Linked DNA regions of Homo sapiens: all the other regions are linked to region 3. The links are chromatin loops, found by intact Hi-C in ENCODE. Cell type or tissue: Caco-2. All regions are shown on one strand. Each heading gives the region's core, and the rest is flanking DNA. Links, peaks and the distances in the headings are about the cores only. Region 1 overlaps PRR5L (proline rich 5 like). Region 2 overlaps PRR5L (proline rich 5 like). Region 3 has its middle 31 kb from the start of TRAF6. Region 4 has its middle 23 kb from the start of COMMD9.

What was found. Peaks named below come from ENCODE experiments on the same cell type or tissue, not always from the same donor. Only the 100,000 strongest peaks of a DNase experiment are listed, where the experiment ranks them.
Region 1: it touches region 3 in a loop (12-fold over the local background); 90 of 110 quality-filtered maps call a loop at or near these places.
Region 2: it touches region 3 in a loop (2.8-fold over the local background); 25 of 110 quality-filtered maps call a loop at or near these places.
Region 4: it touches region 3 in a loop (8-fold over the local background); 2 of 110 quality-filtered maps call a loop at or near these places.

The regions. Positions count from the first base shown.
Region 1 is chr11:36,302,890-36,310,358 of GRCh38, forward strand. The region is part of intron 1 of PRR5L (proline rich 5 like); the gene reads left to right. Among named protein-coding and RNA genes, the nearest start is that of PRR5L, 10 kb to the left of the region's middle. In Caco-2, for the core only: a CTCF peak has its summit at 4,170; no DNase peak of the experiment used is centred there.
Region 2 is chr11:36,373,435-36,380,903 of GRCh38, forward strand. The region is part of intron 1 of PRR5L (proline rich 5 like); the gene reads left to right. Among named protein-coding and RNA genes, the nearest start is that of PRR5L, 81 kb to the left of the region's middle. RefSeq lists an enhancer at 3,761-4,332 and a silencer at 3,926-4,075. In Caco-2, for the core only: a CTCF peak has its summit at 4,039; a DNase peak (open chromatin) is centred at 4,112; H3K4me3 peaks cover 1,531 bases; H3K27me3 peaks cover 235 bases.
Region 3 is chr11:36,475,629-36,483,097 of GRCh38, forward strand. No RefSeq gene overlaps it. Among named protein-coding and RNA genes, the nearest start is that of TRAF6, 31 kb to the right of the region's middle. In Caco-2, for the core only: no CTCF peak of the experiment used is centred there; a DNase peak (open chromatin) is centred at 3,299.
Region 4 is chr11:36,262,830-36,270,298 of GRCh38, forward strand. No RefSeq gene overlaps it. Among named protein-coding and RNA genes, the nearest start is that of COMMD9, 23 kb to the right of the region's middle. In Caco-2, for the core only: a CTCF peak has its summit at 3,386 (motif pointing left); a DNase peak (open chromatin) is centred at 3,372.

The sequences.
Region 1 (7,469 bases), core at 1,875-5,874, 170 kb before region 3:
GCCTAATCCTCACCATGACTTTATCAAGGATGTGCAGATTAGCACCTCTATTTATGAGAGAAGCCAGCCAAGGCACAGAAGAGTGAAGTCACCTGCTCAAGGTCACATATCTGGAAGAGTCAGGATTCGAGCCCAGGCATCCTGGCTCCAGAGCCCACGCTGCCCTAATCGCAAGGCAACACTGCCTCTTGAGTTTAGTCTCTCTGTGTGGAGAAGGAAGTGGAGGGAAGCAGGACTCTTCCTCAAGACAGGAAGACAGCTTAGGAAGCAACCGTACACATCCAGACTCAAGGTGATGGTGACTTGAACTAAAACAATAACAGTGGTGATGGAGAGAAATAGATGTAATAGAAAGTTATTTTGGAGTGAAATCTATAGGACTTGGTACTTGAACAGTTGTGTCAGGGAAGTCAAAGACAATGCCCAATCCATACCCCACTGAACACCTAGCTCTGTGCCTTCTTGGCAGGAGAAAAGGGCTAGAGTAAGAGAATGTGGAGATACCTTGCTCATAAAAAAATCGAGAAGACATTATCAGAACCATAACATCCCCTTCAACTGTGAGGAGCAGACTGTTGTCCACCCAACCTACATATCTCTTTCCTGGCTTCCACTAATCCTCACTTTTGGTGCAACTTGCCATTTTCACTGTTTGAATTTTTTAATCTGCACCTGTTATAAAATAGAGATCATTCCTTTATCCTGACTTGACTGGAAAAACAGAGTCAAACCACAGCTCCTGGTCCCTTCCCTAATTGTCTCTCAACTCACTAACCTGCCATTAGCCTTGAGTGATGTGACGTATGCACCTGTCTGTGTTTCACAAGAAGCCCTTGATCCTTGGGCCTCTTCAGAGGGCTTAACTGGAATGAAAAATTAAACAAATATTGAAAAAACAATAGAACGAACAATACATGGTCATGTCCCTCTAATCCTTATTGATTTTTAAGATCTTCTCAGGCATGAAAACAAGATTCACTGCTAGCAACCCAACATTGGATTTCTGTTAACTGAAAGAGTGGCTTATTGATCAGGGTGGGATGTCCAGCAGGGCAGGAGCAGGCCTGTGTCTGCCCCACCAGCTAATCAACCCCAATTCAACCCTAAGAGGTGGAGCTCAGTTGGGTGAGAGCTGCACTCACTTGAAATGAGGGACACTGTGGCCCAGGAGGGTCCTCGCAGCATCCTCAGAAGAGACTGAGGCCATTCCTCAGTTATATACCAACTCTCTGGGGACCTCATCTTTTTCTTGCTAAAGGCCTCAAGAATTCCTCATTATTTTTTTCTGTGTCAAAAATAATATAACTACTACATGAATTCATGTGTAGAGGACATGGATCTGCAGAATAAAATGGGTTCATCTACATATGTTCCTGCCTTTCATTCCTCTGTCTCAAGGAATTGTTCATTTAACAACAGATTCAGCTGTTATTCTATGCTGTTTGAAGGTTGGCAATACAGCCATTCACCATATACCAAATGGCAAAAATCCCTGCTCTCATGGAGCTTTTATTTTAGGGGATATTGTGAACAGTTTGGTGAGGAGCCTTCCAATCCATATATGTATTAATACAAACAGGTTTGTGCTGTACATATGATTCTGTGGCTGGCTTTTTTCACTAACAACATGTCTTGGAGCTCATTCTGTGTCAGCATGAATGGTCCTTCCTCATTCTTTGATAGTTGCATAATGGTTCTCTGCAGGGATAAACCCCTGCTAGTAAACATACAGTTATAATTTTTGTTTTCACAAATAGTGTTGCAGCGAACTTCCTTCTGCATGTACTGTTGTACACACACAATTTTGGACACTTACTAAGCCATGATATATAAATTAATTACCCTCTCTGTGCCTCAGTTTCCTCATCTGTACATTGAAAGTCATGGTAATAATCTCCCTCTAGCCATCAGGGAAAAGCAAATGAAAACCATGATGAGACGCACTTTACACTCACTGGGATGGATATAATTTTTAAAAATAGATGACAAGTGTGGGAGAAGATGTGGAGAAATTGGAATCCTCATGTGCTGCTGGTGGGAATATAAAATGATGCAGCTGCTTTGCAAACAGTCTGTGCATTCCCCAAAAGGTTAACACAGAGTTACAATTTAACCCAGCAATTCCACTCATAGGTATATACTCAAGAGAAATAAAAACACATGTTGCCACAAAAATTCGTTTAGAAATGTTCATAGCAGCATTATTCATAATAGCCAAAAGGTGGAAACAACCCAACTGTTCATCAACTAATGAAGAGATAAATAAAATTTGGCATATTCACACACAGGAATATTATGTCACATTAAAAAGATATGAAGTACTGATACAGGATCCAACATGGATGACCTTTGAAACACTATGCTAAGTGCAAGAAGTCAGTCATAAAAAGCTACATATTATATGATTCCATTTATATGAAAGGTCCAGAATTGCCAAATGTATAATGACAGAAAGTAGATAAGTGGTTTTTAGGGGCTGGGGTTGAGTGGGAAGGGAGGAAATGGAGAGTGACTGTTAATGGGTATGAAGTTTCCTTTTTGGGGTGATAAAAGTGTTCTAAAATTTGCTGTGGTGATGGTTGTACCTATCTGTGAATATACTAAAAGCCATTGAATTGTATACTTTAAATGGTTGAATTGTATGGTAGGTTCTATGGTCTGAATATTTACGTCCCCCTGAAATTCATCTTTTGAAACCGAATTACTAATGTGATGACGTTTTGGAAGTGATTAGGTCATAAGGGTGGGGCCCTCCTGAATGAGATTTTTGCCATTACTGAAAAGGCTGGAGAGAGACCCTTCACCCCTTCCATCGTGAGGATACAGCAAGAAGGCACCGTCTATAAACCAGAAAGTGGGCCCTCAATAGACACTGAATCTGCCGGTGCTTTGATCTAGGACTTCCCAGCCTCCAAAACTGTAAGAAACAAATTTCTGTTGTTGATAAGCCATTCAGTTTATGGCGTTTTGTTATAGCAGTTTAAATGGACTGAGTTAGTATATGAATTATATTTCAATAAAGCTGTTATTAAGTAAAGTAAGGTTGCTGTGAGGACTGACTGAATTACATAAGATGTGTATAAAGGTGCTGGCACTTTGTCTTTTTGGGCCTAGCTTATGTCACTTAGCCAGGAATCTCCTTTCAAATGACAGGATCTCATTCTTTTTTATGGCTGAATAGTACTCCATTATGTATATGTACCATATTTTCTTTTTTTAATTATTACACTTTAAGTTCTAGGGTACATGTGCACAACGCGCAGGTTTGATACATAGGTATACATGTGCCATGTTGCTTTGCTGCACCCATCAACTCATCATTTACATTAGGTATTTCTCCTATCCCTCCCCCAGCCCCCCATCCTGGTGTGTGATGTTCCCTGCCCTGTGTCCAAGTGATCTCATTGTTCAATTCCCACCTATTGTTCAAAACCCACATGTGGTGTTTGGTTTTCTGTCCTTGTGATAGTTTGCTGAGCATGATGGTTTCCGGCTTCATCTATGTCCCTGCAAAGGACATGAACTCATCCTTTTTTATGGCTGCATAGTATTTCATGGTGTATATATGCCACATTTTCTTAATCCAGTCTGTCATTGATGGACATTTGGGTTGGTCCCAAGTCTTTGCTTTGTGAGTAGTGGGTGCTGGCACTTTGAATCTATGTACCTACTACCTTCGTTGTTGCTTCCAGGGGATGGATTTCTAGAAGCGGAATTGCTGAGTGAAAGGGGAGGTGCATTATTATTATTTTTTAATGATCTTGCAAAGTTGCCTTCTAATAAAGGCTTTACCAATGCACCCTCCAAGAAGCAGTGCATGAGGATACCAGTTTTTTCCTGTTTCCTTTTCCTTTTCATAGCAACCACCACCAAAAAAGTCTGAAAGAATACACACAAGTGTTCATAGTGATTTCATTGGGTAATGGGATCAGGTGTCAACTTCCTCTTCCTTTTCCTGTATTGTTTATCTCTATTTTCTCATAGTGCTAAAAAAAAGAACATGTAATAGTTGTATAATGTTTAAAAAATAAAAGCACCCCCCACATCTCTTCTCCTTGAGGCTCCTACCCATTCACAGGGTTGGTAGTGATGACTACAAAAGACCCTGATTGCCACACCCTAAAAAGGACAGGAGCCCTTCCCATTGTGATGGTTTTTGTTGTAAATTTCTAGAAGAAACGGCCAGGGGGCGACAAATCTAAACATGAAGGAAGTGCAGAAACTGCAGTTATTTCCCCAGAACTGTACTTTCTTGCTAGAAGGCACCAAAAAGCCCTGTAATAAAATCATGCTGTGAGATATTTCCCCCTTCCCAGCTACTAGACACAACAAGTTTGCAAATGCTTCATATGCCTTGTCATTCACTCCTCACAATTCCATGACAGAGGTACTGGCGCAAAAATGAAGTTAAGGAAATTAAGCAGCTTACTCAAAGGCAGACTGCTAGGAAGTGGCAGAGGTAGATACTGTTAAGACGCTTTCAACTTCAAGTCAAGAGTCATCAACAAGGATATTTTATTATCTCATTTAAAAATGAGGACATAGGGCAAGCTTCAGGGGAGGTTGATTCAGCAGCTCAGCAATGTCCTCAGGGTGCCTCTTCTTTCCACCTCTCTGCTCTGCCATCTTCCTGTTGCCTACATCCTCAGGCAGAAATAGGGCACTAGCAATGACATCTAGAATAGCAGAAGGCCAAGCCAATGCACCCTCCCAGAAGTAGTGCATGAGGATACCAGTTTTTCCCCTTTCCTTTCCTTCTGAAAGCAGCCACCAACAAAAAAATCTGAAAGAATACGCACAAATGTTCGCAGTGATTTCTGTGGGCGATGGGATCAGGTGTGAACTTCTTCTTCCTTTTCTTGTATTGCTTATCTCTATTTTCTCACAGTGCTAAAAAAGAACATGTAATAATTGTGTAATGTTGAAAAAATAAAAGTACTCCCCACATTTCCCTTTGCTACGTCCAGGGGAAGAAGAGAGGGACAGTTTATTCCTAGAGTTTTCTCCTTGGAATGATGAAATTTTTCTTGAAATCTCTTTCTTTTTTCCAGCAAACTTTCCCCCACAGGCACACTGTATGTCTCACTGGCCCAATCTAGGTCACTTACCTACTTGGGAACCAATCATTGGCAAGGTGAATGGAATTCCCTCTCAGTCTGTCCCTGGGGTTTGTGCTGGAGGTGGGTCATTGTCCCCTGAGGGGGAACATTTCCTGAGAAAAATTGGGATTTTATTAGGAAGAAAGAGGGGAAATGGATGTTGTAGAGTTGAAAGGAAGAACCAATGTATCCAGCATTGGTAGAGACTCAAACATGCAATTGTGAAACTCAGTAGCCTGTTTATAGCTGCTGTGCCATTCTGTGTCTTTGCCAAGACTTCCATTGCTAGAAATTGATTATTGAGGATGGAGAATATAAGTCGTCCACATCTGCTCTTTCTCTCTATCTTCAGGCCCCAATCCTCAAAGAAAGGGGATTTGAAAGTTTGGTTTGAGGCAGGTTTTTAGAAGTGAAGTAGTTGATTTTTGAAATGCCATGGTCTCCACTAGATAATTTCTACCTTGCTGTCTCTAGCCTGGAAGAGTGCCATTACACATTCCCCCTGGGTGTCTCAGGAAAGGTCACTTTGGGATGGTCTCCTCCTCGCAGCTTATGGGACTAACTTGATTAATAGTATTGCATTTTAGATTTAGAGGACTTTGGAAAGACCTGCTTGACCTCCCTTCGTGGGAATCACAATTTTAGCTGATGTGATAGATTGAGGTATTGTTCAGTAAATCTTCACTCATTTCCCTTCCACCTTGGGACACAGTACACTTCCTGAGTCACTGACTCTGGGCTTGGGCATTGACTTGTTCTGGTCAATGGAATGTGATCAGATATGACTCTATCAGAGGCTTTAAATAATGCTTGCACTGTTTGGCTTGGCCTTCTGCTATTCTGACAGCCAACAGAAGAGCATAACTTGGGTAGCCACTGCCCTTTCTCCCTGTGCTCCAGAATTAGTCACATGGAACAGACACAAACCTGAACTAAGGCAGAATTGCCCTAGTCAACCTGCAGATCTGTAAGTGAGAAAAAGAAAGGCTTATTTTCCTCAGTCACAAAGTTTTTATTTTGCAGCAGTATTGCAGCAATAGTAGACGGATACAGGTGAAATTTGAGGGCATTCAGCAAAGTGTATGGAGAGTGTAGACAAATTAGATAAGCTGTGAGAATATGTCTCATCGAAGCAGCTCCTGGAATAACAAGTGTTAAGTATGGCTCAGGGAGGGAAAGACTTGGAGTTGTTTTGGTGAGTTTCTTGGAGCAGCCTAAATTCTAAGAACTTTCTATAAACTGTTTTCTGACCTATTCTCACCAAAACAAGCATCAACGCCAAGAAATTACTAAACCATGTGTTTCATCATCAATACGCAAATGTAGAATAATGTAGAAGAAAGAGCACTAGACATGGTGAGGTTTTGGACCACAGCTGTGTACTAGTTTAGCTCACGTCTAGTCTGTGGCTTCAGGCATGTCATTTAATTTCTCTCAACTTTACTTTCCTCACCTGCAAGTTAATGGTAGTTTTAAGAATAAAATTATCAGGCATATCTATGGTTTTCAAACTGTACATTTAGTGATGGGATTTTCTTCAAAGAAAATCAACAGGTAAACCTGAGAACTGAATATCACAGTCAGTTTAAACATTCCTTATTTGGAACCAAGTCTTTTACTGTTGGTGGTAGTGAGCATGATGGTGGTGGTGGTAGTGGGGATGATGATGGTGGTGGTGGTATATGATTTCAAAGTCTCCAAAAATGTTTCCTTGTCTTCTCTTTCTTCCAGATCCCTCTCACTGGCTGTGATCTGAAAGCCACAATTAAAGATTTTGTATGTGTGTTTTGGCACACTTCTCAGATTAAAGGGATGAAGAGACTCATCCATACTCAACAAGTCCACCATAATGACAACACAGTCACTTTTACAGTTCTATGATGTCTCAAAGTGTCTGTACATCACCCATGATTATCCCGTTAGTTATGTGGCAATTCTTTGACTCCATGTCAAAGAATGACTCCATCATCCCCACTACCACCACCACCATCATCCCCACTACGACCACCACCATCACTATTAGAGCAGAACAATTTACCATCCTGACCTGGAAGCCTGTTGTGTCCTCTCAAAAGAACACATCATCATTCCGTGGCTTGACATAATGCTGGGCTTCTTTACTCATATGTGCTACAAATGGTACCCCAATTTACTCTGTCCCCAAGGGTATTCTCGGTTCACAACTCTGTCTGACAGTGAATAACAATAAGTACGATCAGTTGTTGCAAAAATAGATTTTACCGTTAGATCAAAACTTGGCAGCAAGCGCATCAAGAACTCCCGTGTGTCCAGCCCACTGCTTTAGAACTACTGCCTTAAGTATATTTCCACTTTGAAACTCACTCCCCTGATCCTTAGGAGCTGTTTACA
Region 2 (7,469 bases), core at 2,143-6,142, 100 kb before region 3:
CTACTTCTCCTCTTAAGAAAATTCTGGCTTGGCGTGGTGGCTGTGATCCCAGTGCTTTGGGAGGCTGAGGCAAAGGCTCAGTTGAGCCCAGAAATTTGAGGCTATGGTGAGCTATGATTAAGACACTGCAGTCCAGCCTAGGCGAGAGAGCAAGACTCTGTTTTAAAAAAAAAAAAAAAAGAAAGAAAAAATATCTGCTTACAAAATGAGAAACTCTTAGGGTTAGAAAAGAATTTAACCTCTTTAAACTTCCCTTTCAGTCCTTCAATACTTTTTTATGGCATGCTCGTATGTTGTGAATACTTCTCTTTACCAGGAAGTACGCTTCTCCCAGAGGAGACTCTTTCATCTTTAGACAGGCCTCATGATTAACCTTTTTTTTCTTATTGCACAATGCCCTGCCCACCATAGGCAATCAGTACAGCATACGCTAAATAAGTTCATTTCTATGTCATTTGCTGAGTACATACTATGTGCCAGACACTATTCTAGAAACTTGGGCAATATCAGTGAATTAAAAACATCAGATTTGTTTAACTGAACCGATCCCTTATAGAGCTGATGTTCTACCCTGAAAGTAGGAGGTGGTAAAAGACAGATAATAATTTTTTCCTCCTTCCTTCCTTCCTTCCTTCCTTCCTTCCTTCCTTCCTTCCTTCCTTCCTTCCTTCCTCTCTCTCTCTCTCTCTTTCTTTCTTTGTCTTGCTCTGTCTCCCAGGCTGGAGTGCAGTGCTCACTATATCCTCCACCTCCCAGGTTCAAGCAATTCTCTGCCTCAGTCTCCAGAGTACTTGGGATTACAGGCACCCGCCACCATGCCCGGCTAATTTTTGTATTTTTAGTAGAGATGGGGTTTCGCTATGTTGGCCAGGCTGGTCTTGAACTCCTGACCTCGTGATCTATCCGCCTCAGCCTCCCAAAGTGCTGGGATTACAGGCGTGAGCCACCACACCCGGCCAAAATTTTTTTCTTAAAGTAAACCATACAATGTGTTACAAGGTTATAGATGCTATTAAAAAAAAAAAGCAGAGTTGAATGAGGGAGACTGGGAGGGAGGGGCGAATTACAACTTTAAATAGGTGGAATAGGGTAGGTCTTATTGAAATAAAACTTGAAGGAGATTGAGAGAGTTAGCAATGTAGAATGGATGTTCCCAAACTGATCTCCCTGCAGCCGGGTAGAACTAGTTCCCTTTCCACTTCCCAGGCCCTAGGGATAATGATAGGAAAAATAATAGCTTAATATCCTTTGAATCCCAGCAGGGATTCTAAACACTTTTTCTGTATGAATTCACTAAATCCTCATAGCCACCCTAAGACAGAGCTACTACTTTTATCCCCATTTTCATATGAGTAAACTGAGGCACAGCAAAGTTAAGTAACTTGGCTAATAACCAGAGTATGGGAAGAAGAGGAGCTGCTGTGGAGACCTTGCCATTTTGGCTCCAGGCTTTGGCTCTTAATCCCTTAGACGAGCCTCTTTTAAGTCTCCTCCCTGCTCATTGTCCTCTCAGTTTCTTGCCAGGCACGGTGGCTTATGCCTATAATCCCAGCTCTTTGGGAGGCCGAGACATGTGGATCACTTGAGGTCAGGAGTTCTACACCAGCCTGGCCAACATGGTGAAACCCTATCTCTACTAAAAATACAATAATTAGCCGGGTATGGTGGTGCATGCCTGTAATCCCAGCTACTCGGGAGGCTGAAGCATGAGAATTCCTTGAACCCGGGGAGGTGGAGGTTGCAGGGAGCCGAGATCATGCCACTGCACTCCAGCCTGGATGACAGAGGGGAAACTGTCTCAAAAAAAAAAAAAAAGATTTTGTTTCCCAGGCATGTGTCCCATGCCCAGTCTCTTTCATTGTGTGTGATTCCTGGGATGAAATTTAAAGCCCTTCATCATTCTAGGGCTTCTGTTGAGGATCTTTTAGCTTTACCTAATATCGCAGGACAAATGAGACACCCAGAACTTCTTCAACCCGCTCTCATGCCCACAACCACCGTAACACATAGGTTTTGTAGGGTCGCAATGACCAAATCAAAAAATGAAAATGAGTCTTGCTCAGTTTTGAGATAAAAGGACATGCACATCTTTTTCTTCAGCAAATGTCACTGTGGTTTCAAAGCCTATGTGTGATGTGCGATCGGGCAGCATTTTTAAAGTATTTCCTGCTCAACCATAGGGTGAAATGATGCAGGTAGTGAGTCCTGCAAACAGCTGCACTAAATTCTTAACACCTGCAAAAAACAACAAGAACAACAACAAAACAAAACCCAACAGTTTTCAAAATAATTATGCATTATTTTTAATTTTTGGCTTGTTGATTTTCTGTGGTTTCAAACTCTGAAGGACCCTCTAATTCATGAAACCTGCAGTTAGAAAATGAGTTTGGGAGCTTTAAAAGAATTTGCAAACAAGGGAAAGATTTCACTTGCATTATATTTTCATCAATGCACTTAAAACAACTTCTGGAATCGCCAGAGTTCCAGGCTCCACTCCTCTCTTCAGCTCCGCCCTGCTCCTTTTTAAGTGAGCCCCAGAATCACCTCTTGGCTTGGCAGTTTCCCATTGCGGGGCAGCTGGGCCGGGGGCGGGGGTCGGCTGCAGATCTCCCGTTGTGTGAGAGAAACGCAAGCACGGAGCTCCCTTGACCTGCTGCATCCTCCTCGGCAATTTTTTTTTTTTAAGTCAAAAAGCTTGGATTTCCTGAAATTGTTGAACTGGATGTAAGTGCAGGGCCCCCCTCTCCGCTCTCCCCAGCAGGGTGAGAGTTGCTGAAGGGGAGGAGGAGTGAGATGGGGTGAAGTGAGTTGGGGGACATTGGAGAGACACTAAAGCTAGGTGCCCGGGACAGGAAAAGTGGGAGGAGAAGGAGGAAGAGGGGAGGAGGGGGAGAAGGGGGAGGAGGAGGAAGAGGAGGAGGAGGAGGAGGAGGAGGAGGAGGCGGCCGTAAGATGAGAGAGGAGGGAAACGTGTCACCAGCCCGGCTGTGGGAGCTCCGCGGCCGAAGCGTTTGTTGACTCGCGCTGGAGAGGAACCGAGGCTGGACGGGACCCCATCTGAGGGCAGAGCTGGGGGAGGAGGGAGGGACGGAGGGAGGGAGAGCTGGGCAGAGCGCGACGGGGAGAACCATCCAGGTCGCTCATTTCTCTCCGGTGAGAAAACTTCCTCGGGAAGACCGGAAACTTTTTCCTAGGCGCGCGGAGTCTGGGGCGGAGGCGAGCGGCGGGTGTGCGCGACTCGGGGTGATTCACGCCGGGGACCCCAAGGAGGTGAGTGGTGGGTGGGGGGCGTCTCTGGGAGGGGCCGGAGTCATAGGCTCAGCAACCGCGCAGGATTGAGCGAAAATTACCGCGCGCTAATCTGACGGGGCGCGGCGTGGCGGGGGTAGGAGCTAGGGAAAAGTGTCACGTTTGGGGGGGCAACCAGGTGGGAACTCCTGCATGGTTAAGGATCCTCCGATCGGACGCTGCAGGCAGGCGTAGGGGATCTTACTCGAGACCACCATGGTGGGGAGGTGGGCAGGCCACGCTCCCGGTCTGCTCTTTAGGGTGGTTGAAGTACCGCCGTGAGGTGGGATGCGGATGCTGGTGATCATGGGACCTAGGCTGAGCCGGGAGGTCGAAAAAGAAAGTCGGCTTGTTTGACTCTCTCGTTCTCCCTCTGGGGGGCAAATCTAAAGAGCTGACCCCGCTTAAGCACGGGAGATTTCGCGCCTGCAGCAGCCTTTTCCCGGCGGTCCCCCTTTTTCTGGAGGGAGGCGTGGGAGAGAAGGGCAGGGCAGGGAGCCACTTTGTCCCGTGCGCTGCTGCACGCGCGCGCTCTGCGGACTAGGGTGGGCCAGGGCCCAGCCAGTGGGGATCCCGCCGGGACGGGCTGTGAGCAAGCCCTGGGACGGCCCGGCTGCGGACCCCGCGCTGGGAGTCCGCAGTATCCCCCTTCCGTTTTATTTCTCCCGCCTGCCTTCCTTTCGGCGAGGCTTTCCTCTGCGCGCTTACTGTGCGCGCATGCCGGGCTCGCTGCACGCAGGGGGCGCTCTAGGGGCCCCGCCCGGGCAGCTGGGACCCTGCCTGCCCAACCCTCCGGCCCATTTTCCTTGAGGCCGCCGCCCGGGGTGGGACCAGGCTGTGTGCTTGCTAACTGTGCTTCAGGAATCCGCTCTGGGATGCCTTCCTGTCTGGCAAAAGGGGTTACCCCCAGTTCTACCCAGTCCCTGTCCTCGGTCACATGCTGCCGCCGCCTCTTCCCCCGCGGTGCCGGGAGCCCGCGTTTTGTTTGTCAGCAGTTAGGCGGTGAGTATTTATAGACGCCACGGCAGTCCTGCGGTGCGCAAGGTTTCAATTACTGCGATGCGCCCCACAAGACGAAAGGTTCACGCGCTGCGTCTGAGCTGCACGTCTGCCCCGGAGACCCGCGTGGAAAAAGCTCTGGGCTGGAATCTCCGGGCTTCCCTGCTTGGGCAGAATTCTGGACCTGTTGCCCAGACGACACGTGCACATTCAGATGACCCATGCTAAGGACCAAAGGGATGCCACCGGCCCAATGTACTGCCTTCATCCCCCACCATCCTCAAGGGACCCTTGCTGATCAAGCCCGGGAGACTACCCTTTTTGACCTCTCTTTGGTGATCCTGACCACCGTAGAAATTTGCAGTCATGACATTTCATTGCCCTACATACTGCAAAATGTCAAAGTGCTGAGCTGTGGTAAATTGCTCTGGGGTGGAAGGCGCTGTTACTGACAACACGAAGCAGCTAGCGGGTCAGGAGGGGAAATGGAGCTTGCAGAAACTAATTTAGCCACATTTAAAATTTAGCCCCTGGTAAGGTTCCCAGTATGACTGACGAAGGTGCAGGGCTCCTGTCTGTGGAACCTGGCTGGTTAGTCTTCTCTGGTTGCAGCCCTAGAATCAGGATCAAGGGTGCTGTTTAGAGCGGTTTCTGTAGCATGTAGCCTTTCAGATAAGGGAAGTGATGCTTGGTCAATCCACAAAGTTGTCTTCAGTTTTTCCAACTGCAACCATTGTTCTTTGAGTATGTTACTGATGCTTCTAACAACTGGAACCACTAATATGTAAAAGAAGAAAGGCACTAGAAATAAGAAAGTCTAACTAGCTTATTTCTCAAAGGCTTAGTTTAGACTACTTTGTTTCTCAAGGGTGGGACCTCATTTCTTTCAGGTCCAGAGGGCCATGGATATATATTTATTTCTGTGGGTGAAATTTCAATAATGTTCTGTCTTAGAACATTACAAATATGTGCCACTTGTTTTAAAAAGGGGAAAGGTGCAAATGCCTCTTGAGGTCTTAATGATGTCTTAAACTTTGCACTGAGAGACTTTGATAATATTATATACTCCTCATGCAAACAATGATATAGGTACTATTATATCCCTATCATATAGATGAGCCCACTGAGGCTTGGAGAATTTAAGTAATTTGTCTAAAGCCATACACACAGGGATGGAGCTGAGAATGGATTACAGATTTGTTACTCCAGACTCATAGTCTGGACATGTCTTTCCCTTCAATTCTCCATTGTTGATTAGCTCACGTTATAGTTGATTAGATGGATGGCTTTTTATTTATTTTCAAAATTTCACAGAATGTTACAAATTGGCTCAGTTATTGGGGAAAAAAGCCCTAATCTTGTCTTTAGAAAACTGTTATATTGGTTATCTGAAAATCTCTTGCTGATAGTCCAGACCTAAATCATAATCCTCACTTTGCTCCTTGACTTAATGTATCTTCAGCATTAAAGCCATTTATCTGTAGAAAATTGAATTCAGTAAGGACTTTGTGGATTACTTAATTTTTTCAGATTTCTCCATACTAATGATTTGTAGGTATGCATGTGTCTGTTTTCCTGTGGCTGTTCCTTTTGTACAAGGTAAAATATGCTGAAATCTCTCTTAAATTGCAGCCTTTTTCCTTTTCATTCTTTTTGCAGAGCTAGACCCAATACAGAATTGATTTGAAAAACAGTGTGTGAGTTCCTCTGAAAGATCCTTACAATGTCTAATGTTCATCATTAAAGGTTTGTTCTCAAGAGTTGCCTCTCTGTATGTAAAATGTAAATACATGTTAAAGGCAATGCTTGTAGAAATGACCCTTTGTTAACAAGTCAGTGTGAATTAATATTTTAGTTGCTGAAATATAGGAATAAAATATTTTGTGGATTTTGTACAGAATATTATGGGGTTTGGAATTGGGGAACAAAGAGAGCGGTACCCTGATAAGCAGAAAGCACTGTTTTACAAGAGAAGATTTCACATGGAGCCAAGGAGGGGGATGGATGGCAGTGATGGGGCATCAGAGGTGAATTTGAGTTAATTCACATTTTTGTCAGTACCTGGGGATCCAAGATTTACTTTGAAACTTGTACAGTTAAAACAAATGAGCTGACTTATTTATTGGGCAACTTCTGTGAGTCAGGTATAGCTATGGTAATGGTATTTGCGCCTCCCAACAACTCAGGTAGGAAGGTATTATTTTCTCTATTTTCAGATGAGAAAACAGAGGCTCAGAGAGGGTTGTTAATTTCCCAGTGTCACACAGCCATGAACTCAAGCGTCTTGCTCTTTTCAGTACATTTTGATATCTACCCTTGAAGGCCTTCCATGGAGAACCCAGGGTCCCAAGTTCTCAAGAAAATCCTAGTGGTTCACATGGAAGTTTCTGGATCAGAAGTCAAGGCCAGAGCTATTCAGGGACTCTAAAATGAGGAGACAGGAGGTGGGTGAACAATGAAGCCTGAAGGGATAGTCTGGATAATTCTGACAGTAGTGATGCCACAGAAGAAGGAAAGTCAGGCGCTGTGGATATTGTGAATATAGAGAATTACTAGCATTGGCCTGGGCGAGGATGGCTGTCGCATTGCAGAACACACTAGATGAGGTTCCCAGAAGGGAAGAGTGGTGAAGTGTCTCCACCTCCCTCCCGATGCCTTCTGCTGCCCGGTGTTGGCTTTATAGTCAATATAAATTAGGGAGCCTGTGGGACCTGTTTGCATTTTAATTAGACTTGGCCCTTTGAGGTTCCAGTCACTCAGTCTCCCTCTTTAAATATTCTTTTTTTATGCTTTGCCAGTTTATGGCCTTTGTAGATTAATCCTCGGATTTCATGTACGGGAGAGAGAAAGAGAGAAAAAAAGCAAAGGTTAGTGATTACCTAAATTGGATTAAGTTCTGTCTAGCAGCATTTAAAGAAATGCCTCTTGCTCCCTAATTACCATCAACTAAGAATTTAAACGGTCTATTAAATTTAAGCTGACTTTTTTAAAAAACTCCCTGAAATTTCCAGCTGTAACATATTCTGAGATTTTAGAGGTTTTTATATATTCTTCAAATGTGTAGAGGACATTCTCTGCTTTCCCCCCCTTTTAAAAAATATTGCATTTCTGGAGCAGGATAATAAATGACATCACTATATACTAACTTCGTTAAAAAGCAGAAGCTCACAGCTAGGCTCAGC
Region 3 (7,469 bases), core at 1,408-5,407:
ATAGAATTTATAGAGACAGAAGTAGATTACTAATTGTTTGGGGCTGTGGATGGCAATGGGGATTAAATGTAAATGGGCATGAGGGATCTTACTGCAGGGATGAAAATGTTCTAAAACTAATTGATGTTGATGGTTGCACCATTTGGTAAAGTTACTAAAAATTATTGTACACCTGATATTGCTTATTTTTTAAATTGCAGTAGAATATGCATAGCATAACTTTGCCATTTTAACAGTTTTGGGTGTACAGTTCAGTAGCATGAAGTACATTTACATTACTACATGATCCACCTCCAGAACTTTCTCCATCTTTCCAAACAGAATCTCTACCCATTACACAGTAACTCTACATCCCCTCCTTCCCCCAGCTCCTGCCAACCACTATTCTGCTTTCTCTGAATGACTGCCCTAGGTACTTCATTTAAGTGAAATCACGCACTATATGTTCTTTTGTGCCTGGCTTATTTCACTTAGCGTAATGTCTTCAAGATTCATCCAAGTTGTAGCATGTATCAGAATTTCATTCTGTATGTGTGTTTTATTGTGGTAAAATATTCACATAAGCTAAAATTTAACATTTTAACCGTATTTTAGTGTAGTTTTGTGGCATTAAGTACATTCATGTTGTTGTACAACCATCACCACCACCCATCTCCATAATGTTTTCATCTTCCCCAACAGAAATTCTGTACCTATTAAACACTAACTCCCTGATCCCCTCTTCCCCTAGCCCTTGGCAGCCACCATTCTATTTTCTGTCTCTTATGAATTTTGCTACTCTTAGTGCCTCATATAAATGGAATCATGCAAAATATGTCCTTTCGTATCTGGCTTATTTCACTTGGCTTAATATCTTCAAGGTTCATCCATGTTGTACCATTTGTCAAAATTTCCTTCCTTTTTAAGGCTGAAATATTTCATTGCATATATATAACACATTTTGTTTACCCATTCATCCACTGATGGACATTTGAGTTGTTTCCATGTTTTAGCTATTGTGAATAATGCTGCTATGAATATTGGTGTACAAATATCTTGATATTGGTGAATTCTACAATATGTAAAATATACCTCAATATAGTTATTTTAAAATAAAACATCAATTCTAAAAAATTAAATTGCCAATAATAAGTGGTAGATGTTGATATTATCAATAACTTTAAGAATGGTAAATTTGATCAATGAAGTAGGTTTTAAAAAATCAAGTTAATTTATTAACTTAAGCTAATTAAATTAAGTTAGCTAAAAAATTAAGTTAGTTTTTGGGTTAAAAAATACAGGAAAGTAAAGAAAAATACAGAGAAGTACAAAGAAGTAATCCTACTTAGAGATAACCATCAAGATTACTTTACAAAAAATTACTGTATTTTAATTTTACTGGAAATTAGAAGGAATTAAAATGAAATGAAGTTGGTGAACTTTAGATGTTTATTTACAACAGAGATACTCATTCCTAATCTCTCTCTCTAAAGGCAAAAGAAGTTATGAGAAAACATTGAGGTTGGCTTGGAACACATGGTTTTTCTATTTAGATTCATGTTTCTTGATGGTCACAGTTTAATCCCCCAGGTTGGTAACTGTTTCATAAAAATCAGAGGACATTTCTGATGTTTAAACAAACACAGCACCCAAATTTTTAGATTAAAAACAAAAGAACAAAGTTCAAAAATTTAGTGAACTTTTAGGAGAAACTTCTAAGAGAAATCATTAGGGAATGGCTAGCTTATAAACAAAACACTACGAAGAGGACAAATCACTTGTTAAAAAAGGAGGAGGAAATGATTGTAGTTAAGTGTCTAAAATAAATCCAAGAGGTTATCTATCAACTCTCTATATTAGTCAGTTTTCTTCTCCCTCTGAATTGGTTCTTGCTTTTGAATATATCTGCTCCAGCCTGAACTGCCTGAATTGTCTTACCCAGAGTTGTAGAGTCCACCCATTTATGTTCTGCTGTATTCATTCACTGTATAGAAGAGTTATTTAAAACCTGAACGTGTAAGGCAAAAAGTTGAGTGGCATGCTCTTTCAATGTCACACTGGAGAAGTATTTAACAAGTCCACCCAAGGATCATTTAATTTTCTAGAAGAATGTATCTGTGTTTGACTTTGCTATTTAGATACTGTGAAGTTACATGTTAATTGTATTTTCATTTCTGGTAAGAGAGATAACTCCAAAGGTTATGATTTTATTAGCCTGCAGGACATTAACCAGTTTCATCCGTAACCTAGCAATCTAATTTTAACTTTTTTCATTTTGAAAATATTTTTTCCTGGTGGATTATATAAAGCCCTTTTCCTCGAGTGCTCTTGCAAGAATCAGCTTTCCCAGCTAATGGCTCCATCATAAGCTAACGAGCTGAATAAAACCTCTGACATGTGTCTATATTTGAATGAGTCATGATTTTAATGTTTTATCAATTATACTTTGATATAGCTGATATACCTCAACTCATACTTTCTCCTCCTATCTACTGTGCTTACTCTTTAGGTGCAGAAGAGCTACCTGAGAGCCTGTTTGAATGTAGATTCTTCCCCCTTCCAGCTCCCACCATCAGAGTCTAATTCAGGGAGGTTGACGTAGGCCTTGGTGGTTGCATTTTAATAAGCTCCTCAGGAGATTCTGAAGCTGACGGTACTCAGACTAGACACCTTGAGAACATCGCCTGGTAAACTAGGTGCTGGTGATGATCTAAGGCCATATGGATTCACACTGTTCAGAGTAGATGGAGTTAGCTGAAGTTTAACATTGTGAGGCCTGGGATGGGCTGGAATCCAACAATCCATTTTCATAAACTTTAATTTGGATGTGGTAGGTGATCTCAGGTGTTCATCCACTTATTGGCTGTATCAGAAAGCAGGTGGGGCTGGAAACCACCAGGAATCTGTATAAATAGGTTGAATCACATGACATGGCTGATATTTGACTTTTTAATTGACCTTAAAAAATATCATTTTCATATGCCTTGACGTAATAACTCCTCAGCTGTTTCTAATTCGAAGCTGATTTGGCGGCTAACTCATTAATATGACAGTTGGGACAGAAGATTTCCAATATTTGCTGAAAGTGCTTTGTAATTTTCACCAGACTTAGAGCAAAAATTTAATAATCCTCTTCCTAGAAAAATGCACCAAGTGTAACCTTTTGCATACAATCTCAGGGGGATTTATGGACTCCTTAAAGGTCCAAGGACTCGAGGTTAATCCTATTTTATAATTTTTTTTTTGAAGGCTGCATTTCCTGAAAGCTGCATTCTTTAGAAAGACTTTTGCTGCCACCTACTGCCACATGGTTCTTGAGCTGGGTTTGCTCTATTCTTGCCTTGTCAATGTCCTCCAGTTCGGAGTTTTGTAGGAGCTATAAGCAGCTATCATCTCACATCAACTGACAAGAGAAGTCCAATTCTAGGCTGAAATGGGCACCAAAAACCTATTTATTTATAATTCAGACACTGAATTGAATTATTGCAAATGTGGTGAAAAATTTGTGCACACTATGCATTGTCTAGTCTATGCACACTCTTCAGCTTATAGCTGATTCTAAGAAGGATTAAAATAAGAGTTGGAATAGAATAACAGGGCTATCTGGTTTTGAGTCTAAAGGAGCTTATTTTACAACTCTGTCCTGTACATAACTGATAATAATGCAAAATAATTGTTCTAGAAATGCAAATTATGTCTTATCCAGGAGGTTCTCTTGACTTTCTCCCTGCAGTGTGGAAGAAGCAAGTTTTGGCTCCATTTGCATATTTATTTCAATATTCCTGGTCCATAAGAGTATCTTTTCTTTGGATTCTCCTTTGGGTCAGTTATAACATGTGCCTTATTTCCTCAGAGGGAAATAAAACTTTCACATGAGCTCATTTGGTATCTGTTTTGAGAGTCATTATACTTTTTTTAAAATTATTCTTTAACAAGGGCCAAAAATAGGTATCTTTGATTCCCATCTACGAGAGGTCTACCCCTTTCTTGAAAGTGCACATTCTAATTAAGGAGATGTTCAATGTTGAAAGTAATTTTTTTGAGATGTCCCAACCCTCTTTTCCCTTTTGCTCTCATTCAAACAGTTAAGACCCTATCTCATTGCCTCAGGGGAGGCAGGGGCAAAACTAACAAAATACAACGAAGGAGTTTGTAAATCTTTCTGGACTTTGTTTTCCTAAAGCTCAAGTTCTTCCAAGAGTTTAGAGAAGTGGAGTGGGAGAGGACCTGAATATTGGGGGAAAAGAGAGGAGATGGGGTTTTCCTTCCAGAAAACGAGATTACCTCAGATTGGGGGAAGGAGGGAGAGGCAGACGCAATAGGACCAGGCCCTGAGAGGCGAGGCTGCAGGGGCTGGATGGACTGGAGCCCAGACCACATGGAATTAGAGAAAGGCTGCGCTGGGAGGGCCCTGAAAATAGGGTCCTGGGAGGTCAGGCTGACCCCTGTGGACTAAAGATCCTTGACAGCGTTCGCGTGTGTGTGTGTGAACAAATTTGGCCTCTAACCTTCCGGGCAGTCTTGACTCAAGAGGCAAGCTGCAGTCTTATAAACTCATTTGTGTCCTGGACTACATTTTAGAAGTGAAAAAAAGGGCAGAAAATACCAGAAAGCATAGAATGTGGTAAAAGGAGGTGTTTCATAAACCTTTTTGTTTCAGCTGAGTCAGTATGCATATTAATTTTCTTTCTATGATCAATCTATATAATTTTACTGTGGGTTCTGAGCCAAAGGAAAAAAACATTGCAAAAAACTGATGCTAAAGGCATTTTTAAAAGTCAAATTTAACTCTATTAGCCCAGCTGTATTCAGAAGACCTGAGCTTTCCTTTTCTTCTTTCAAAATGGCTCCAAAGGAATACCACATTAGGGCTGAAATAAATTTTACTTTCAGGTTCCTACCTATTACAAAGGCAATGACTAGCTACTTAATTTTTTTTTTCCTGTAGAGGTGGGGTCTCACTGTATTGGGGTCTCAAACTCCTGGCCTCAAGTGATCCTCATGCCTGGGCCTCCCAAAGTACGGAGCCACCACTATTACTTTAAACACTTTTGCTGGCGCTTTGTCTTACTTTACCTATTTAGCTTCAGGTTAAGTGACCTGGGGGGAAATGAAGCTAGGATCAAGACAGGCCAGACCTCCCTGGACAAGTGTCCCCCACCCCCAATACTCACATTAAAAACAAAATTCAGTCTCTGCCAATCATATTAGAACAAGTGGGAAAGTGGGAAGGGCAGGAACAATTATTTTTCAGAATTTGGGAATCTATTTTTCAGTGTGGTTTTATAATTTACCTTTCAGGAATATAAGTTCTGTGACAATCAGACTTGCTTTTCTATGGAAATATGCAAAACCCTACCCAGGTGAAGCAAAAATTATTGTGATTATGCAACATTCCCTGACAAGGTTACAAGTGTCATGGTAAAGTATTCTTGCCACTGTTGGCCCTGGTAGAACAGTTAATTTTAAAAAGGTGACAACAGAGTAACAGACATGTACAGAATAGACTAGATGATAGAAGTGTTGAGAAGTTGACCAAAAATAAGAAGTGGAATATTTTTAAAAAATTCATTGCTTACTCTGGGATTAACAACATTGGAATTTTAATTTAAAAATTAAGGTGGCATTTATAAAGTAATTACATATCTTACCAGCTTTTGTACTCCACTTAGGGAAGTTGAGTCTACTTTAGAAGAGAAAGGGGTTGACCCATAGAGTTTCCTAAAAATGCTGTTAATAGCTCCACAACAGAGGCAGCTTTGCTTAAAAACCCAATCAGGGAGTTTGGTAACTAGGGAGAAGGCAGAGACAGCCACAGCCCTTTCTGCCTCTATTTGTTGGGAATAAATTCATGGTATTTATTCCCAACAAATTCACACTTTCAATTTATCTGTTTTTCTCACTGGACCTAAAGTAGTTATGGAAGTTCCTCTCTCCTTAGGCCTAATTTTGTTTCGTAAAATGCAGTCTTTTTTTTTTTTTTAATTATACTTTAAGTTTTAGGGTACATGTGCACATTGTGCAGGTTAGTTACATATGTATACATGTGCCATGCTGGTGCGCTGCACCCACTAACTCGTCATCTAGCATTAGGTATATCTCCCACTGCTATCCCTCCCCCCTCCCCCCACCCCACAACAGTCCCCAGAGTGTGATATTCCCCTTCCTATGTCCATGTGATCTCATTGTTCAATTCCCACCTATGAGTGAGAATATGCGGTGTTTGGTTTTTTGTTCTTGTGACAGTTTACTGAGAATGATGATTTCCAATTTCATCCATGTCCCTACAAAGGACATGAACTCATCATTTTTTATGGCTGCATAGTATTCCATGGTGTATATGTGCCACATTTTCTTAATCCAGTCTATCATTGTTGGACATTTGGGTTGGTTCCAAGTCTTTGCTATTGTGAATAATGCCGCAATAAACATACGTGTGCATGTGTCTTTATAGCAGCATGATTTATAGTCCTTTGGGTATATACCCAGTAATGGGATGGCTGGGTCAAATGGTATTTCCAGTTCTAGATCCCTGAGGAATCGCCACACTGACTTCCACAATGGTTGAACTAGTTTACAGTCCCACCAACAGTGTAAAAGTGTTCCTATTTCTCCACATCCTCTCCAGCACCTGTTGTTTCCTGACTTTTTAATGATTGCCATTCTAACTGGTGTGAGATGGTATCTCATTGTGGTTTTGATTTGCATTTCTCTGATGGCCAGTGATGATGAGTATTTTTTCATGTGTTTTTTTGCTCATGGGTAGGAAGGATCAATATCGTGAAAATGGCCATACTGCCCAAGGTAATTTACAGATTCAATGCCATCCCCATCAAGCTACCAATGCCTTTCTTCACAGAATTGGAAAAAACTACTTTAAAGTTCATATGGAACCAAAAAAGAGCCCGCATTGCCAAGTCAATCCTAAGCCAAAAGAACAAAGCTGGAGGCATCACACTACCTGACTTCAAACTATACTACAAGGCTACAGTAACCAAAACAGCATGGTACTGGTACCAAAACAGAGATATAGATCAATGGAACAGAACAGAGCCCTCAGAAGTAACGCCGCATATCTACAACTATCTGATCTTTGACAAACCTGAGAAAAACAAGCAATGGGGAAAGGATTCCTTATTTAATAAATGGTGCTGGGAAAACTGGCTAGCCATATGTAGAAAGCTGAAACTGGGTCCCTTCCTTACACCTTATACAAAAATCAATTCAAGATGGATTAAAGACTTAAACATTAGACCTAAAACCATAAAAACCCTAGAAGAAAACCTAGGCATTACCATTCAGGACATAGGCATGGGCAAGGACTTCATGTCTAAAACACCAAAAGCAATGGCAACAAAAGACAAAATTGACAAATGGGATCTAATTAAAGAGCTTCTGCACAGCAAAAGAAACTACCATCAGAGTGAACAGGCAACCTATAAAATGGGAGAAAATTTTCGCAACCTACTCATCTGACAAAGGGCTAATAT
Region 4 (7,469 bases), core at 1,824-5,823, 210 kb before region 3:
CCATGTGCCAAAGACTAAGCACTGGGGATAGAAGGTGAACGAGACCGGTGTGGCCCCCCGCCCTGCTCTTGGACCTGCCAATCTCCAGGGTTTGTTTTCTTGAGACTCCTGACGCTGCCTGGCCCGAGTCAGCACTAGGGATTCCTGATCTCTGCATATCCCTTCCCAGCCATCCAAGACAGCAAGAGCTGTTGCTTCTCTTCTCAAATTTCTCCCTTGGCTTCTTGATTGAGAGTTTCATCCCAGCTATGGTTTAAAAAACAAACAGCAAACAAACAAACAAACTAACCACACACTCAAACAAACCTCAGACTGCACAATGGAAGCACTGCCTGGAATCATAAAGATCATTTGTTCAATGTCCCTTTTTCTCACTGCCAGGCCAGTGCTCTCGTCTGCACCATGGAACCCATTATGACTTGAACCTTTCCAGATTGATTCCCCATAAACCTAATGAAGACATTGGAAAGGTGAGCTGAGGTAAGGTCGTGAAGAAACTCTAATGGAGCCCTATGGAGTTTGGAGTTTTGACAGCATACTGGGGACAATGGGAAGCCATTGACAGAGAAAAGCAGGACAGTGCCATGATGCATCTTCCATTCATTTATTACATTCAGTTAGCAAATATTTATTGAGCAGGTACTCCGTGCCAGGCTATGGGGATATAACATCGAACAAGATAGACAAGTTGCTCATCTTCATGTCTCCAGTGGGGAGACAGACAACGACCATGGTAAATAAATGAGAATGCACATCAGTTCACTGAATTAATAAGACTTTCCATGGCGTGGAGTGGTGGGGGGCAAGAAATGAACAGGATGCTGTGATTCAGAATAAAAGAAGGAATCCTCTTTAGAGAGCATAGCTTGAGAAACTTTCTCTAAGATAGTGATCTTTTAGATAAGTATTAAAAAAATGGGAAGAACCCAGTCTTTTCAAGAGCAGGGGAAAGAGTGTTACAGTTTGGAGCAGGGCGAGGGGTGGGTGGGGGATGCAGTGAGTGCACAGGCATTGCGGCTGGAAAGACTTTGGAGGACTCTTGGAACTGAAGGAAGGTTGGTGTGAATGGAGTGCTGAGGAAAGTGTTATGAGCTCAGGAGGCAGAGGGTGTCAGATGTCATCATGCTTAGAGGCTACCATAGGTGAGAAATGACAGAGTCATTAACCAAGGTGGTGCAGAGATGGAGAGAAATGGACCAATGTGAGTATATTTTGGAGAGAGAACCAGCAAGTCTTGCTAATGGATTAAATGGGAGGAAGGTGGGTATAGCAGCAGGCAGAGAAGGAGGCAGTGATGTTTCCCACGTCTCTGGTTGGAGCTGTTGTTTACTAAGATGGAGAAGCCCGGGAAGGTGGGACCAGGTTTAGCGAGTAAAACCAGATCAAGTTTACTTTCTGGAAAGCACTGGGAAGGCTGGACTTGGGGAGGACAAGGCCAGTGCAGGGTGCCCTTTGGAGGCTAATCCAGTATTCCAGGTGAGAGATCATGATGAGGATGGGCTAAGGTTGTGAAGGGGGATGAAGGGATACCCATGTCTCTGCTAAACAAGCAAAGAGAAGAGTTTCCCACTGCTTCAGACGCTATGAATTTCATTTTGTGAGATGGCTCAACAGACCAACCAGAGGGAGGAGTTCTTTTTGGGTAAGGTTGAAATGAAACCAACATGTGGAGAGGAGTGGAGGCGAATGATGTGGAAAATGGGGTCACGAGAGAGACCAGGCAGAGACTGCAGCAATGCAGTGTCTTCCACAGCTGGCTGTTTGACATGGGAGAGAGGAGTCTGGATTCACCATCTGTGCCAGGGAGAAATCCATCCTGGGAAACAGATGGTCAGCAGTCATGCCCATGCACCCTGGATGACCACGGGGGTTCCCTGGGGCTCTGCAGCCCGGGTGATTTTCTTGGGAGGTTTGGGACAAGCATTCAGAGGCTGTGGGCATAGCAGGCTCTAGGATTTCTGCTCTTGATGTCACTGTTACCCAGACCCCTAGAGCTGGGTCCCAGATGGTGCAGCTGAGACGAGCTCTCTTCTCCTTAGCCTCACTGTCCTCCAGCAGTGCCCCTTCCAGCCTCTGAGGTTAGCAAAAGGCAGTGGCTGGTGGCACTGACTGAGTGACCACTCAGTCAACCCTAGTCCCAGTCAGGATAGCCATTTTTTTCATTCATTTGTTCATTCATTCCTACATGCATTCAACAAATCCTGACTGAGTATCTGTAACTACAGGCACTGTCCCAGGCCCTGCCCTTGAGAAAACGCAGATCGAGAATTGGACAATGCGGGCTACCAAGCCCTCTCATTCCCTTCTTCCTCATCCTGTCACTGCTTCTGGCCTTGAGGCCCAGAGCTGACCCGAATCATCACCCAGGACCCATTCCAGCCCCTGGCCCTGGCACTGCTGATTCTGATTTAAGTCCATTTCTTAATTTTATTTCATGAGACTAAAATGTCGTCAGAAATCAGGTTGTAAAGGACACTGAATAATATTTTTCTGAGTTTGGGCTTTATTCTGAGTATTTTAGGCAGGAGAGTGACATCAGATTTCCATTTGCAAGACACCTGCAGCAATGAGGAGGAAGGATGGGAGGCGGGGTGAGAGGGATGGCACGATGGGAGGCAGGGAACCAGTTTGGAGGCCTTTGGACTCGTCCAGATGAGAGGTGACAAGGACTCCTTGCCATGTCCCCCCATCCCCAACCCCATCACATCAAACCTACTCTCAGAAAAGAACTGATGAGTCCTCTGATGTGTGGAAGGGCTCACCCCAGTGGAGGCACCTGTGTACATATTTGAAGTTAAACCAACACTGGGCATCTTTTATTTCTCAGACACCTTCATGTACAATGAATCCCCTCCAAGCTGCATTGCCAGGAAAAAGTACTTTCCATCTCTCCCTTTTAGAGATGAGAAACTGAGACTTAGCTCTAAGCAGACCTAAATTTGAATCCTGGCTCCACCACCTGTCCAGGTGTAGAAAGTTCCACTGTGGACTGACTGTGGGACTTGCATGGTTGCCATGAGCAAAACCTGATCTGGAAGAGTTGTATCTAATGGGCCCTAATGGTGGCATTTCAGAAGCACCGAGGAGACCCTGGGGGCTTCTGCAGCTGGGTCTGGGGAGCAGGGTTGAATGGGTGCCCTGGGTGGGCCTGCGCTGCCTGCTCTGTCTTCTGCCTTCTCTGCCTATGTTGCCCAGGGCCTGAGCAGGAGAGTTCTGTTAGGTGAAGGGTCTGGGCCTGAGGTTTTCTTTTGCAGGAAGCGTCTCCCCTTGCGGGGTTCTAGGAGAGGCCTGCCCACTACCCCACCTTCCCTCAGCTTCCCTGGTCTTTGTTCCGATTTTAGGCCAGGGTGGGAAGATAAGGAGGACGACTGCGCCATCTGCTGGGCATCTTGGGCAAGCTCCAGCTGCGCCCAGGTGAGGTTTGGCTTTTGCGCATGAGAACCTTGGGTCACCAAACAGGGTATGGCCCCTTGACCAATAATGTCTTTTATAGAAGTAGCCCCAGGGATACACTTCCAGTTCAGCTGGTGCCAGGAAACTCTCGGTACCCACAGAAGCTGCCCATTATCTGTGCGCTCAGGTGTGGGGAACAGAAAGGTGAACAGTGTGTGGGGGAAGGCACAGACACAGACCATTAAAATGCAGTGTGCTGAGGAATGATGGAGAAAACGCAGGTGGGGAAGACAGGCCAGTTAATTTGACTTCCTGGGCCCCTGTTAGGTGCTGCTCCTGAATCCAGAAGGATGAATAGGAATTAGGCCAGGATTAAGGGAAGGCATTCCAGAGAGAGGGCATGGCGGGGCAAAGCCCTGGTGACCATGCTGCCACCTCTGCTCAGGCCCAGGGCTAGTGCCTCTTTCCTGCCCTCCTCCAGCAGTTGGAGACTTTGCTGACCCCTTGGAAGTGCTGGTCCCTGAACTCTACAGTGGCAGGAGCTCAGAAGATCCACGTCTGCCCCTCCACTTACCACCTCAGCAGCAGCTCCTTCCTACCCTCATCCAGAGTTCCCAATCCCTACCTCTTCCTACCCAAGCCAAATAGTGTGGCTGGGAGACTGCTATGAACAAATCTCCCACGCTCACAGACTCAAAACCAATAAAGGCCAGAAATCAATGCTGGAGAATGAAAGCAAGCTGGAGAATGATGAAATCACCTAGTTGGTGAATTAGGGCCCAGCTGAGGTCGATTTAGGACGAGCAATTCAAGTGAGCGTGAATTCTGTCAGTCTGCCATTCTATTGCATTCAATCTAATTCAGGCATGGTTTACTACACAGGTCAAATCCTGTGAGTTTGTGGAAGAAGTGGGATGCAAAGGGACATTTATGGGGCAATCTACTGTGCGCCAGTCACAGTGGAAGATATCATGGATACCGAGTGAATGAGACATGGTCTCTGTCCTCAAGAAGCACCCACATCACCACCTGCTCCTCCCCACCACTGCATAGTTCCTTTCTGTTCTTTTCTCTTCCTGCAGAAAAGCTGCTTCCAGGAAAGCAACTGATAAATTAAGCCACACTGAGCTGTAGTCAGCTGAGTGGGTGTTTATGACCGTACCTGTGAATTGTCTCTCACTATCTGCTCTATTTCAGTAAAATACAGAAACCCACTAGCTCATTCTCCTGCCCTCCCCCACCCCAATGTGTTAGCTACACACAAGACCACCCAGCAGAGACTGTATTTCCCAACCTATCTTGCAGCTAAGTATAGATCATGTGATTGAGGCCAGTGGGATATGAGTGAAAATAACGTGGCAACTTCTGGGGTATACCCTCCTCCTCCTCATCCTCTTCCCCTTCCCTCTTTCCCATGGCTGGGATATAGACTTGGAGGGTGATGGGGCACAGGCTTTGCTCACAGCAATGAGGGCAATACTTGGTGGCTGGTGAAACAAGATGGAAGGATTCTGAGTCTATAAACCAGAGCAGAACGATCCTACCCACTCAAAGCCCCTACCAGCTCAGACTTTTACATAGAGAGAAACTTCTAAATTCTTTAATCCATGGAAACTGGGTTTTTGTTAAAGCAGCCAAATCAATATCCTAATACAGTGACTCTTGCTCCCTGATGTTTAATAAGCAAATAAGCAAAAATATCTTGAGTAAGAGCTTTATCAGAGTTCCTGAAATTCTAAGCAGAGGCCATCCCCTGAGCTGGGGATCCAGCATGTGTATAACAATGACCCCATGCCCTCTGATATCCCAGAGCATCTCTCAAATCCTTTATCATTCAGTTTGTTGGGACAGTATTGTATTTTACTGTGTGGTATGTGTGTTAGGTCATATGGCTAGTTCAACATTGATAACAATAGCCAAGAAAGTTCCATTCTTCAGCCTGTGGGTCTATGCAGTTTACTGTAAATTTATGAGATGCATTACTTAAGTAGTTATCATCTCTACTTACAGATGAGACCTAAAAGCCCATTAGAGACTTTCCCAAGGACCTGAGGCTAATAGAAACTCAGCCTCTCAGACTAACCTTCAAGAGCTCTTGACACTTCCCCAAATAAAGAACCATTCCCTCTCCTTAGAGTTTAGGGTCCTCTGACACCAACCAGGGAATACTACTAGAAAATCTTTTTTATTTTTTCTTTCTTAAAGTACTTGTAAAAAGGACGATTAAATCACAGAAATGTGAGCACCAAAGAAAGAAGGAAGTTGTGCAAAGGTCAACATTATGCTGGTAAGAGAATGTTTAGGAACGATCAGTATTTGGAAGCCAACAGGCACAGGTTCACAATTGTTCTTGTAAATGTTCAACCACTGGAAAACTTTCAAAATGCCAGGTAGCCAATGGCTTCCAGATTAAAATATTAAAACAAATAATAATTTTTTTAAAAATTGTCACTTCTGATAACATCTCAGCTTACTGAACAAAGTAACGGAGAGCCTCTCGCACCACGCTGGACTCGTTTCCTGGAAATTTGTAAATACCAGACCACAGAGCTTGACTAATGACTATTGGACATGGTGCCCACTGTGTGTGTTCAGAGAATTGGCTTGTGTGGGAAGAACCCAAATGTCTGGTCCTCGTGCCAATTTGTCTTTGGACCTAAAAATCACCAGAAAAGGGAGGCAAAGGAAAATGACCATGATCCAGATGGAGATGGTAAGGCAGGACTGATGACGGAGTGAGCCAAAAGTTGCCAAATTAAGGGGAAATTTAGGCGATCTGCAAAGAATCATGAGTTTTCTCTTCCCCAGATTGAGGCAGGAATGGAGAAAACACTGGCTTTTGAGTTGAAAGCCCCAGACACAAGTTCCAGCTCAGCCCCAGACTACTCTGAGCTGACTTGTCCTCAGTAAAATGCACAAATACTTGTGAATGGATGCTCCAATAACCTCAGAAGGTTTGTGTGAAGAGGTAAGATGATATCTAAGAAAATGTTTCAAGTTCTCTCATGTGCCACACAGGTGAGGAGATTTATCATTATATCATGAGAAAAAAAGCTGAAATGGGGTGTTGGGGCATGTATTATTACAATTCTTTTTTATTTTTATTTTGAGACAGAGTCTCACTCTGTCACCTAGGCTGGAGAGCAGTGGTGCGATCTCAGCTCACTGCCACCTCAGTCAAGCTCAAGAAGTCCTCCCACCTCAGCCTCCTGAATAGCTGGGACTACAGGCATACACCAGCATGCCCAGCTGATATTTGTATTTTATGTAGCGACAGAGTTTCACCATCTTGCCCAGGCCAGTCTCAAACGCTTGGCCTCAAGTGATCTGCCCGCCTTGGCCTCCCAAAGTGCTAGGATTGCAGGCGCAAGCCACTGCACCTGGCCACAATTCTTTTGAACAATTCTTCTTCCTTTTGCTTAAGCAAAAGAGGAATCTTTTGGTTCCAATGACAGGTGTCAGTAGTCATCAGAACTAATCACAAATATCCCACTTCTCTTCCATCCTGGCACATGGTAGGATTCAGCTTCTCTGCCCTTTCATGGTTAGGTGTGCCCATATGATTTGACTGTTACTTCTGGGCAGGAGCTTTAAGATCACAGGTGCAATTTGCCATAGTCCCTTTCCCTGCCTTGGTGATTGTGGAGGCATGTGTTGAGATGAAGCTTCCATCATCCTGGGCCCTTAGTGATTACAGTGAGCAGACTACCCGCCCTCCTCCTCCAACCTGCAGTGAATGTGCAGCATTGGCAAAGAAACTTTAGTTGTGTAAAAAGCCACTACAACCTTGGGATTGTTTGTTACTGCAGCATAACCTTGTATTGAGTATATGTTCTTATTTTCTGTATTCTTCATGCGCTAACATTTGGGTCCTTGATCCAAAGAGGTCACCCCATTCAGGGCTAGCAAATTCCTAGAGAGAGAGAGAGAGAGAGAGAGAGACACACGGGTCGGGGGCGGGGTGGCAAACAATTCTCCTGGGAGCGTGCCTTTGATGTACAAACCAGCTAATCTGGAGCCCACACTCCCAACCATCTTCTTCTTTTTAAAACCAAACTCTCACACACCAAGCCAAT